Regions from separate parts of the Homo sapiens genome. Here region 1 is linked to region 2. A link is a contact called in ENCODE Hi-C or POLR2A ChIA-PET data. All regions are on one chromosome and are shown on one strand. Each heading gives the region's core, a stretch centred on a gene start or an enhancer-like site at or near the end of the contact. The rest is flanking DNA. Distances are from core to core; before and after follow the strand shown. Region 1 holds the start of UBE2Q2 (ubiquitin conjugating enzyme E2 Q2). Region 2 holds the start of C15orf39 (chromosome 15 open reading frame 39).

What was found. Hi-C counts contacts between places; a loop is a spot of excess contacts on that map. ChIA-PET counts read pairs that join two places held with the same protein, here RNA polymerase II (POLR2A). Pooled maps may share reads with other maps.
Region 1: a map of CD8-positive, alpha-beta T cell shows a loop between it and region 2 (30-fold over the local background). The contact joins the promoter of UBE2Q2 here to the promoter of C15orf39 in region 2. A Hi-C loop is called at or near these places in 2 of 168 maps with a recorded cell type or tissue (CD8-positive, alpha-beta T cell and naive thymus-derived CD4-positive, alpha-beta T cell) and 7 of 50 pooled maps. POLR2A ChIA-PET finds 5 or more read pairs at or near these places in 1 of 52 experiments (activated CD4-positive, alpha-beta memory T cell).

What each region holds. Positions count from the first base shown.
Region 1 is chr15:75,842,197-75,848,730 of GRCh38, reverse strand. UBE2Q2 (ubiquitin conjugating enzyme E2 Q2) reads right to left here and starts at 5,284. Exons shown (of 13, transcript NM_173469.4): 1 at 4,885-5,284. The coding sequence starts at 5,064. RefSeq lists silencers at 4,474-4,873, 5,124-5,203, 5,344-5,483, 5,524-5,703 and an enhancer at 4,305-5,202.
Region 2 is chr15:75,199,809-75,206,028 of GRCh38, reverse strand. C15orf39 (chromosome 15 open reading frame 39) reads right to left here and starts at 4,147. Exons shown (of 3, transcript NM_015492.5): 1 at 3,970-4,147; 2 at 1-30. RefSeq lists silencers at 3,011-3,060, 3,181-4,340 and enhancers at 3,822-4,544, 5,811-5,990.

The DNA of each region.
Region 1 (6,534 bases), core at 4,035-6,534, 640 kb before region 2:
TAGCTGACATTTATCAAATACTACCCTTTTCCAGGTCTAAATATGTTTAACCAAATTAAAAAAAAAAAATCAAGATACTAAGGGATATACTATTCACAAAAGGGAAACCTAAGTCTTCTCTTCATATATCTGTTCCTTTCAAGGACAGGTATAAAAATGGGGATGAGGGAGCATAAATAACCACCAGGAATTTGACCCTATATTATAAATTGGTCAGATAAACGAAAACAATGATTCTTCTGGAATGAAAGTACCACTTAGGTGCTTAACATGACAGTTCTGATATTTCCAAATGCTCTTCCATGAATTCAATTTGGAAAGGTAATCTGTCCCAGGAGGGCAAACCAAAGAGAAAAGTCTTAGGCTCCTTAGTCCAGGTTTATTTCCTTTGTACAACTTTGACTGGACTACTTTTTAATCATAGTAAAGACTAGAAAAATGCAAGATGAAGTTAACAGCATTGCTTTATTTCCCACAAAAACCTGTTATAAAGCATTTTCAAAATAAAGTGTTATTCAGCCACAAATGACACCATCGCTTTTATATTTGTAGAACATAATATCATTGCCAAAGAGCTTTCCTCTATATGCTCTCTTGCAGTGCAAAAAAATATTATCTATAGTACACAGAAACACAGTAAAAGAAGTGACTTACTTAAGCTCCTAACTACTAAATAAAAGCTAAACTTCTCACTTCCTCCTAGATTCACAGCTCCAACATTTTTAAAATTTAGTATCTTGCTGTTGGGGGTAGGCACTTTTTGGCAATAATGAATAGAAATTTAATTAACCAATCAAAAACAAAGTCCCACTAAAAGCAGCCTAGCAAACAGCCACTTATACGCAGAAAGGGTAATCATTTATGCTCTACAAGTAATATAAAAAATGAAGTTTCATTTGTTTACTAGCTAATTTACTTCCTGGGGGAGATTTTTCATTCTAAAACAGTGATTTCCTACCAAGAATGCCCAGATGCCAAAAAGTCCATAAAAGGAGTAATGGAGTTGCCAAGTTATGTTAAATACTTCAAAACGACTAAAGCCATATACTAGCTCCCAATAAGGCTGCTTAAAACAAGCTGCTTTGCATTTCGGTGTGATTGTAACAACTAATTAGACGGCAATCAGGTTAGTTTACTGAAGATGGAAAAACTATACTTAAGTTTGTATAACAGGCAATCTTTCATATCATGGCTTCACAGAAAAGAATAAAAAGGACTCGAGGTTGAAAAAGAGCACTCTTTTCCCTTCATTATTTAAGATCAGGACAAATTTATAAAACAGGAAAAGAATTAGCTCAATTCCCTTGGCCTACAGAGTAAAACATCTACTCTGTTTTGGTCTTTTTCACTTCTTACACTCTCATATGAAGTCAATTTACAGACTTCCATCAAGCCCTTAGAGACCTTTTTGTACTATCCATGACAAGTTATTGATGTTATCTCTGCACTTTTGACAAATTCTTAGCAGTTAACTTACAAGGCAGTTAAGATTTTTGTTCAAATACAATACAGCTAGAATAGCGCTATATACTCAAATATTTATGAAGCATTTATTGAGTGGAAGATAAAAAGCACAAAGCATAATTATAAAATATTCTCCCCTGCCACCATAAAAAGAAAAATTTAAAGGCTTACAGAATACAGCATAAGAAAACATGACCAAAGCAAAAATAGTAAGGACTAAAGAAGGGAGGAAGGGGAAATAACAGCATGAACTAAATATGACCCAGAAGAGCCTTGACGGATGGTCAGGCATATAAAGACAAATGGGGTAAGGTTAAGGGGTGGAGGTCAGGGGCACATTCTACAGGGAGAAATACAGCTGATACAGAAACCTGAAAGGAAAAGCCAGCAGAGCACCTGTACAGGACTCTTCAGGAACTAGCATGCACGTGTGTAAAAAACAACTTAGTTTCTCAAACATTAGAGAAACTGCATAAGGATGTTTCTTGGTAAGTATAAAGAAAACAAGTCCTAGCATGTAGAATTCAAATATTTGAACTGTCTAAAGAGGAAAAGTTAAAGAATAAGTCAAACTCATTACCTTTTCCAGAGTTACAACTTTAGAGAATAACAAATCATCGATCAAACCAAATCATTTGAAATCCAACCCCATTTTTCCCTTGATCTTTCCCTTCTAAGCAAATGGTATCGACATGAACAAGCCATGTCATTTTATCAAAACAGTCATCCATGTTTAAAAGAGTCTTTACGGCCAGGAACGGTGGCTCACTCCTGTAATCCCAGCACTTTGGGAGCTTGAGGTGGAGTTCAAGACCAGCCTGGCCAACATGGTGAAACCCCGTCTCTACTAAAAACACAAAAATTAGCCGGGTGTGGCGGCGGAAACCTGTAATCCCAGCTACTCGGGAGGCGGTGGCAGCAGAATTGCTTGAACCTGGGAGGCGGAGGTTGCAGTGGGCCCAGGTCACACCACTGCACTCCAGCTGGGACGACACAGCGAGACTCCGTCTCAAAAAATAATAATAAAAAATAAAAGAGTCTTTTACCTTCAAAAGATACAAGCAGAAATATTTACAGATGAAGTGATCTGTCTGGAATCTGCTTCAAAATAATCTAAAGTGGAGTACAGATGAAGATTAGCCAAAAGTTTATCATTGTTGAGGCTGGCTACATTACACTGTTCAACTTTTGTACATTTGATGATTTTCCATAATAAAAAGTTAGCAGACATTTGTACTGAGCAGCTGCCATGATAATTATCTCCTGATAGTCTGTCATATTTCACTAGCAAGTCAATTTTAATAGTTTCTACCTAGCGGTGGGTGCCATTACACTAGTCCTCACTAAATCCTCCTTGTACTGAAAGTGTCTCATTCACTTCTTGCTCCATTTCTGTTGCCACTGCCTAATCCAGGTCATCACTCCTTATTTTTATCTGCAGCAGACTCTTACCAGCCTTCAATATGGTTCTCGATGGGGCACCAGTGGCACTTTAGGTGGGATAATTCTTTGCTGTGGCAGACTGCCTGAACGTTGCAAAACATTTGGTATCCCTGTACTCCTAGCACTAAATGCCGGCACAGCAATAAGACCACCCCACCCCCACTGGGATAACCACATTTCCTAATGCCACCCACTGTAGAGAACCATTTCTAATCCTGGATGAAAGATACATTCTCCCAACTTACCTGAGTAAACTTAGTAGCTCCCCACAGCCTACAAATTCAGTCTCCTATCATTCAAACCAGCCCTACCTTTTCGTGGCCATGCCCCAACTTCTACCAGAGTAATCACCCTCGAAGCCATTCAGGCCCGTCTCCTTAAAACACCTGCTTCATGACAACTACTACACTTTCTGTTTTCCACTCTTGGAAAATCCTCCCCTTCTCCAGCCTGTATCGTGGGCTTCTCAAGTCTTAGCATAAATTTTCTACTTCTAAGGAAACCACACTTTCTCAAATCTCCGTGTCTTCTTTGGGTGGAGTTTCCTCAGTCTAAAATGCCCTTCCGCCAGCCTTCCAAAATTGTAGTCACCTGTGGAAGCTCATCTCTAACTGTCTCAGCCTCTCATCAAAGCCTTCCCTGAAGCGCACCTCCCCCAAGTCAAAATTAGTTGCTTTGGCTTTCCTGATGATACCACAGGAGCTGTCACCTTATTGAACTCTTCCCCCAAGAAGACTGAGTTCTGAGAGCGAGGACGACTTCACTCAATTCTGCAACACTAGTGCCCAGAACACTCAGACGTATTCATTCAATAAATGAATTATCTCCTCAGTACAGCACTTGTCTTTTTTTTTTTGAAATTAACACACCTTCTGCCCAGATAGTCTGGTAACCATTTTAAGGTCAATTATAACATCAAGGTTTTTGCAAACGCCAGCCACCCTGCAGGCACTTGAGTACCCACTGACTCAACCAAAGGGAGTTAAAAACAAGACTTGGTTTTAGCCATGTTTGAAAAGGAGCCCGAAGCCACCACCTTGACGCCTATTATAACCAAGAGAATATTCTGCAGTTTGGACCAATATCCTACATCAATTTCACGACGAATAGCTTCACGATACACTTTTATGGAGAAACTTAATACTTCAATTCCTTTACCAAGCCTTGGGTTTCTAATGAGATTTCCGCTTAATGAGTGAGTTTTTAAAAGTGTCTTTTCGGCTTTGTGACATACGTGATCTTTCCGGGGAGCAGCCCTGGCGCGTATCTCCTTTCACCTATCCATTTTCGAGGCTTACACACAAGGGAGGGGCCACACGAATACACACTCAACACCACCTGCCGCAACGACGGTACTATGCTCCTTTCCAGAACACAGCAGCGCGCAGCCAGGCCCGGGGGAGAGGGGTCGCTCAAACAGCACCAGAGTCTGCATTCCAACTTTTCCTCCGTCAACGAGTCCATTCTCATTGTCAGTTTCTCCTTAAACGCAAACTTAAAAACAATTGGCTGAACAAGCGGGAAGAAGGAAAATCCGACTGAAAAATGAGGCGTTAAAACTTAAGGGCCGTTCCCCTTGCCGGCCTGGGCTCAAACAACAGCCGGAGCTGCGCCGCCCCGCCCCGCCCCGCCCCGGTCCCGGGAGCAGGCCGGCTGAGGGCGGCCATGGACCCCACAAGGGCTTGGGCCGCCGCGGACTCCCCCCTCGGGGCTAGGAGACGGGGACCGAGATGGGCCAGAAGCCCCCAAGCCAGCCCCTGGCGAGAAGCCGGAAAGACGCGCCCTCCGCCTCCTCCCACCCAAGCCTCGCGCAGTCCCAGCCCGGCCTGGGATGGGCAAGTCGCGGGGGAAAGGGGCGGGCCTGCCCCGCCCGGGGAGCCGGAGCCTCTCCGGGGCAGGCTCCCCTTTGTCCCGGGACTCGAAGCGCCCCCTCTCCGTCCTCGCCCTGCCCCGCGGGGCCGCGGCCGGGCGCCTCACCGTGATGTTGCAGTGGAGCGTGAGTGGCGGCGGCAGCGAGTGCGGGCTGCCCTGCTGCGGCACCAGGAACTGGCAGTGCAGCTCGTCCAGCTTCCAACTGACGATGCGGAATCGCTCGTGGTTCTTGTCGAAGATGGACGCCAGGAACTTCAGCTCGGCCTTGAGCCCTGACACGGACATCTTCCCCTCATCTCCGGCGGGAGGGGCGCGGAAGGGGAGCCGGGCGCGGAAGGGGAGCCGGGCCCGGAGCCGCCGTCACGGCCGCGACCGCCCCGCGGGGCCGGCCTGGGCCGCGCTCTCGCGGCTCCGCCTCGTCGAGCGCTGCTGGAAAATGGCGAGGGGCGCGGAAGCCTCGGCGTGTGGCGGCCTGGGTGGCGCTTCCTTTGTAACCGACTCCAGCGGCAGGAGGCGGCGGCCCCGCGGCTTAAAAGGGCAACAGCGACGCCGCCCCCGCTACCGCCTGGGAAAGGGCTGCCCCCACCCCGCCCCCGTCCCCCTCACCCTGGCGCGCCCTGCGCGCTCCGGTTTCAGCGCGTGCACGAGGCCAGAGCGCGCGCGCCCGGCCGCCCCCTCCTCGCCTTGACCCAGCTCCCTTGTTCCCGACCCATCTGCTCCGTTCTTCGCACCCGCGGACTGGAGGCTCGGGGCCAGCTGGCGCCCGGGCCCCAGAAGTCGGGGAGGAGCCGGAGACCCCCGCGCGCCCCCGCCCCCGGCCTGGAGCCGGACACGTGCGTGGCGGATCGCGCCGGCCACGTCGGCGCCGCTGCAGACTAGCGCCAGCCCCTGGGGGCGGCTCCTCAGCTTGGCGCTCGGCGCGGCACCCGCTAACCTCACTGGGGGGACCTCGTGGGAGACGCGGGTGCGGCTCACCCAGCGTTACCTCCGCTACTTTCACCCTAGTCCGAGCCACCGCTTCGCTAGCCTGGGTTCCTGTGAGGACCTTCTCACCAGCCTGGGTTCCTGTGAGGACCTTCTCACCGGACTCGCTGCTCCCGCCTTTGCTCTCAAACCATCCATTTACCCAAGACGATGGTTTAGCCCCTGGAGGCTGTTGCCTGGAGGTGTCCCATGATTTCATCCCTTCCCTTAGCTACCACCTGTGTTCACTCTGCCGTATATAGTCTCTCTCTCCCCCCTTTCCTTATTTTGCCTTGTTTCCCAAGCTTAAGATAACCCTCCCCACCCACACCCCCATGGAGCTAGGGCTGCCCACTATTTTCACTAAACTCATAGCTCAAATATCATCTCCGGCACCCCCCACCACAACCCATTTCAAATAGTCACCCTGTGTCACATCGTCCTGTGCTAAGTTTTTGTTGGGCACCTGTCACTATCTGATCTTTAACCCATTTATTCCTTGTCTCTGCCCCGTGTTAATGTGTTCAGAGCTGTATCCCCAGGACCTAGAACAAGACCTGTTATATAGTAGAAACCCGATATGATTGAATTGAATGCTCGCTCTTATCTGGAATCCCCACCACTAGCACAATTCCTGGCACATTGTAGGTGCTCAAAAAATGAATAAAGGTCTGGATAGCAGTCCAAAGGAATACATCCCAATTTGGCAGACAATAGTGTGTGCAATCGTAAGTGCAAGAGGCAGGACCAGCTGCATATGCGTCCAACCTATGTAGTTGCACAGTGCTCCCA
Region 2 (6,220 bases), core at 2,898-5,397:
CTCCTAGGCCCCTGCTACTCAACTTCTGACCTGGGATAGAGAGAGAAAGGCAGGGGCTGTCAGGAAAACAGGCTACAGGCAAAGCAACAGAGGGCTGCTGCTCTCATCAGCTCACGGCTACACCTAAGAACCTGGCGCTTAAATGATGCTCAGTTAAGACTGTGAGTGCATGAGCCACGTGACAGAGGTTTCCAACTCGTGTATGTATTTTTTGAGGCAGGGTCTCACTCTGTTGCCCGGGCTGGAGTGCAATGACATGAACTTGGCTCACCGCAGTCTCAACCTCCTGGGCTCAAGTGATTCTCCCAACTCCCAGGTTGCTGGGACCACAGGTGCCTGCTACCACACCCGGCTCATTTTAGTATTTTATGTAGAAACAGGGTCTTACTATGTTACCCAGGCTGGTCTTGAACTCCTGGACTCATGTGATCCTCCCATCTTGGCCTCCCAAAATGCTGAAATCACAGGCATGAACCACCTACTGCTCCTGACCCCAACTCGTATATTTTAAGCTGCAGAACCCTTTGTTTAATGAATTATTCTACACAGAACCCCCACCCATCCCCACTCCAGGAGCCCCTTCTGTTCGATTTTCCTCCATACAACTCCCAAGATCCCCTCCTTCTTGGGATTTCAGAATTTGTAGGGGCACTGGGTCTCAGGGTCACTTGACATACCCTGCCGCCACCCCCTCATATACAGATGAGGAGACCCATTCATCCCAAAGTCACCAATGAAATAGACACAACGAGAAGCAGGCCTCCTGCCTCCCACCACAGGGTCCTATTCCAAGATGCCACAGTGATGCCCACTGCAGCCAAAACATGGAATCTGAGTATTGTCTACAAATTCACAGATTTCTTGTGACACTCCTCTGACCTGCTGATCTTGTCAAAAATGGCAGAGTCGGGCCTCCAGCCCAGGTCCCTAGGCCCAAAGCCAATGCTGAGATACTGGACTTGGCTCTGGAGAGCAGTCCCCTAGGAGAGGTAACTGGGGACATCAGTCTGTACAAGCCACACCCCTCTCGCCCCACTCCTCCCCCTCCGCAGGAGTCAGGGCAGCCCAGCAGATGGTGCTGCAGCACCAGCAGGAAGGTCCCAGAGCATGAGGAGCCTGGATCCACCCCCAGCCCCCAAGCTGCAGATGGCGATTCCTAGGCACATGGCAGGGTGGGGCCAAGACAGCGTCAGGGGCGTGTGTGAAAGTCCAGGGAGGTGGCTAGGTGCTGTGGCTCACACCTGTAATCCCAGCACTTTGGGAAGCCGAGGTGTGCGGATCATTTGAGGTCAGGAGTTCAAGACCAACCTGACCAACATGGTGAAACGCTGTCTCTACTAAAAATACAAAAAAATTAGCCAGGCATGGTTGTGCATGCCTGTAATCCCAGCTACGCTGAAGGCTGAGGCAGGAGAATTGCGTGAACTCAGGAGGCAGAGGTTGCAGTGAGCCAAGATTGTGCTACTGCACTTCCAGCCTGGGCAGCAGAGTGAGACTCCACCTCAAAAAAACACAAAAAACAAAAAACAAAACAAAAAAAAAGAAAAGAAAAGAAAAGAAAAAAGTCCAGGGAGGGAGGCCCCAGGGGCCAGAGTGCTACTTAGCCACTACTCCCATTGTATTGATGGAAAAACTATGTGCTGAAAAAAGACAAAGCTCTAAGACAAGACCAAGGAAGGATGGGGACTGAGGCCCCTCAGGGCAGCAGGCACCCAGTAACCCGTTAGGGGCTCATCTGAAGCCTGTCTTCTGGGGCCACACTGACCTACCTCTACCTCCCCCAGCCAGCACCCTATTCCTGGAAACTCTCAGTAGCTTAGAAAGGACCACCTAGCTCAATCTTGCTATGATTAGGGCAAAGTGTCACAGGTTTCAGTGACTGGCAAGCAAGGACCAGCCCTCTCCTTGCCTCTTCTGGTTGGAGCCAATGACAGCCACAGGCTGAGTTAGACCGGCACATTTTGGGGTTAGAAAACACAAGGCTAGTGTGGGGGCCAATGCCCACTTCCACCAAGGCAGACCCAGAAAGCAAGCTGGTTCATCTCCTGGACAGAACCCCACACCTCAGGCCAGCCTAGAGAAGACACAGAGGGGCCATTAGGACACAGGTGACAGTCCCAACAGCAGTGTCCTATGATAGAAACCTGCTATCGAGGGGTGAAAGCCCCCATCTCACTCCACAGCAATGCTGTGAGAAGGAACTGTAGGGTTTTGAAGTGTGGATCCTCCCCACCTCCACCCTTGGGACACTCTGGGTTAAGTACTGACTTTGGTCTCACCTCCCCCACATGCTTCTTGGGGTCTGCTGGGTCCCCACCCCCACCCCAGGAGTCCCTCTCTCCTGGGTCTCAGCCCATGGAATACCCTTTGCTCTGGAGACTTCTTGAGGCCCCTATCTGGGACCCAGTCAATAGACAGGAAACCACCTGGGACCCTCAGGAGTCTTTGTGGGAGGGGTGGCGGCTTCAGGGAGCCAACAGAGAACTCTTAGGGGTGTGGGAATGACCTGATCTCCTGCCAGTAGGAGGTGGAAAGCCCAGGATACACTCTCTCAAGGGAGACGACTCCTCCACTCAAGACAGTTGCCAAAATGTAGGTGCCTCCTTCCCTGACCCATACTGAGGCAAGCAAGCTCTCGGAAAGGGCAGGTGCCCAGGGAGCAGGCTCAGATCATCCTTGAGAGGCAGCTCTGTTGATCCTCTCTGCCAAGCTCCAACGTCACTCAGCCAGCACCCAGGCCAGGGTCCCGGAGAAGAGCCCACCACCGCAGCACCGCCCCTGCCTTACGCAGTGGGAAAGGAAACAGCTCTCTGTTCCCACTTTCACCTTCTAGGGGCCTCGGGATGGCCGATGGCAAAGACCAGGAAGAAGAGCGCGATTCCTGCCCAATTGTGGCCAGCATCTGGATTCTCCCGGAGGGCTGGATCGGGCCTCGCCGAGTGTTCTCCCATCTCCCACCTTCCCTACCTGAGGCTCTGGGCTCTCCAGACGCTACAACCCAACCTGGGGCAGCCCAAAGTCTCCAGTGGAGGGGAAAGCGAACGGGATCGGTCTCTATCCCCTTTCCCCTACCCGCCCTGAACATAACTCGGGTGCCTAGGGCCCACAGCCGATTTCGCTTAGAGGCTGCCGCCGCACCCGACCTGGCGGGCTTCCGGGTGTCCCCAAGCCCCTCCCGGCGGCGCCGAGACGCACGTGCATCCAGCAGGCTGACACACAGGCCGCCGCCACGCATGCAAACCCGTGCCTGCACGTACGTGCATGGCCCACATCTGCACACACGCCATTCCAGAACTGCGCTCTCCCCTCGCTCGGGCCCCGGGCATACGTGTGCACGCAGGCAGGCCCGCGCACCCAGCCCCACACCGACGCCCGCGGACCGGCGGGAGGTCCCGGAACAGGGGCGGCCCGGCGACAGGGTCCGGGCAGCCTCCGCCTCAGGGCGATCCTGCCAGCCTGGGCTGAGGCCAGAGGGGTGAGTCAAGAGGTGGCGAGAAAACCGCAGGGCCGTCCCATCCCAGCAGGGCGCGTCCAGGGCCCCGCGGTGCCTCAGCGCCCGGCGCCCCCAGGCCCAGCCCTCCAGTGCCCCCTTGTCCCCATACCTCCTCCTCAACGCCATCCCCCAGCAATCCACGTGACAGGGTCCTGCGGGAGGCCGGAGGGCTCGGCCTGAGTTCCTTCTCGCCAGATTAGGCGCCTGTTCTCCGCCGGAGACCCAGAGCGCTACCAGGTCCCGGGAGCCTCGAAGTCCGGGGAAAGTCGGAGCAGCAGCGCCACCCCTGCCCCGCAGCCCGTTCGCGGGGGGCCGGCGGCAGCCAGAAGCCGCAGCCCCTCGGCCCAGGCGCGGCTCCCTCAGTCCCCGGGCCGGCCGGTAGGGGCGCCCTGGGGCAGCGCCACCCGCCCCTTCTCCACGCGCCGCCCGCAAACTCGGCCCAAGTTTCCGCGCCCGCCGAGCGGGCGAGCTCCTACCTGCAGAGCGCCAGGACTCCCGCCGCCGCTACCCCAGGCGGCCTCCGCGTCCGCATCCTCCAGCGTCTCTCAGGCCGCGGGTCCTAGTCCGACCGGGCCCTGCGCGGGAAGTCGCAGTGAGCACCAAGCCCGGAGCAACCCTCCTAGCTGCCGTTCGCGCCGCCGCTGGGCGCCGTCTGCGGTCCCGGGCGGGGCGGGCTGGGGGCGGGGCGGGGGCGGGGCGACTCGCAGGGTTGGGGAAGAGCCCGGCCCCGCCTCTGGGAGCCTGCGCTCCTGTGGGCAGCGGGTGCGGAGGGCCCGCGTGGGGCCAGCTCGCTAGGAGCGGGCTGCGGGCGCTGTGCACCGCCCGTAACCGCCACGCTCCACGAACCAGTGCCCGGCGGGCCCGTCACGCGCCCTCAGTCGCTCCCTTAGATCGTTCATTCACTGCCACTTGCTGCGATGTGACCTTGCGCCTGCCGCTTGACCTCGCTGAGCTTCAGTTTCCTTATTTGCAAAAGTGGAATTCTGTCTTCCTCATAGCGGTGGCGGTGTAAGCTTGGAAAAGGGTGTTTGCAAATATCTGGCACACAGTAGGTGCCGGCATTCCCCTGTCCAGCACTAGTGTATTAGGGGGCTGGAGAAGGGCTCCTTGATCTGTCCCCTCATTTCGTTGTAGTCAATGAGGGCAATTTCCAGACTCCTGCTAGGGCACGGCAACTGTCTGAGGAAGCGGCAATCTCCCCATCCCTGGAAGGGCCGGGAATGAGGGTGCTGGGGGATTTGCAAAGTAGCCTGGGTGAGGCTCCCTCCATGAGGCAGACCGGCGCGCAGCCTGTGAGGCGGGTGGAGTGGAGCACGCCCAGCCAGGAATGGTGTGTTGCAAAGAGAGGCTGGAGGGGGGAAGGGGTGCCTCTCCCTGGACCATCTGACTGTGGATGAGAGCCCCTCAGTGCTGCTACTTTATCTGAAGGAATCTGGTCCGTCAAAGCTCCTGGGCTGCCCGAGGACTGGGAACAGGTGTGTGCAGTGGGGAAGGGGAGGGCAGGTGGACATGCCAAAGGTCAGAGTCAGTTCAGGAAGCAAAACTATCCCCTCAGATCCCAAAGGTAAGTTCTGCCTGAGTCAGAGCAGAGCAGGCCTGAGGCTGCAGGTTCCAAGAATCACCAAGCAGCTGGAGCAGCTGGAGCTGAGGAGGAGGGGCTGGGCGCTGCAGGTAGGAAGAGGAAGTGAGGTCACCTGGGGAGCGGGGGCGGGAGGTGGGGGGAGAGTGTCACTTCATTTAGAGCTGGAAGGACCTTAGAAATAGAGTCGGGAACCATATAGGGAGAGACACTCAGAGAGGGTTGGGGCTTTCCCCAGGTCACTCAGCAGGCTGGGACAAAATCCCAGATCTCCTGGCTCCCAGCCTGGGGCCCTTCCTGCAGCCACACCTTAGCGTCAGGAAAATACATCTGCGCGCGGACAGCTAGGGGTCACACCAAACATCATACCCTTAACCCCAGCCTGCAGCCCCGTGGGTCACAGGCTATTCACTGCTCTTGCCCCTTACCAACTCTGCTCGCCCCTCCTCCTCCAGCACCGCGCCGGCGACCCTGTCCCTGCCCTGCTAGTGGGGTGGAAGGAGGGCTGTGTTCTTAGCCCTTGGGGTCTAGGACGCTCAGGTTGTGTGCTCAGATGTGCCCAGTGGTCTCTCCAATTTCCCTGAGTTGGAATGGGACCCAACCAGGCCAGGATGAGCAGCCATCTGAGACAATAGGGGCTAGTTAAGATTTGCAGCACTGCTGAGCCTTGTGTTAATTCAGGGACACCTCACACAGACAGCAGCCCCACTCAACAGTATGTCTGTTCCTTTTCGGCATCACTTAAACACCCTGGACTGCCAAAGAAAGGAGGCAACACTGGGGGACTTGGGAGCTACTTTGTAACTTTCTGAGCCTCAAATTTCCTCATTGCAAAAAGAGAGCAGTGAGAGACCTGCCTTAGCAACTGTGGTGTCGGCCAACATCAGTGTGGGAAATTGCTTGTAAACTCTAGGAAGCTCATAGAGTGTCCCCAGACTATGAGCTCCTGAAGGCTCTGACCTTGCCATTTTCCTCCCTATACCAATGGTCGTCTGTGGAGCCTATAGAGAATGAAGGCAATCAATACAAGATAACTGCCTTGGGAGCTCCACATGTTTTTATCAGGACTGTGGTCTTGCAGAGATGTGATATTCTAATCAGAAGGAATAGTGTGAATAAAAGCAGAGAAGGGAACAGTCTGTCCTTAT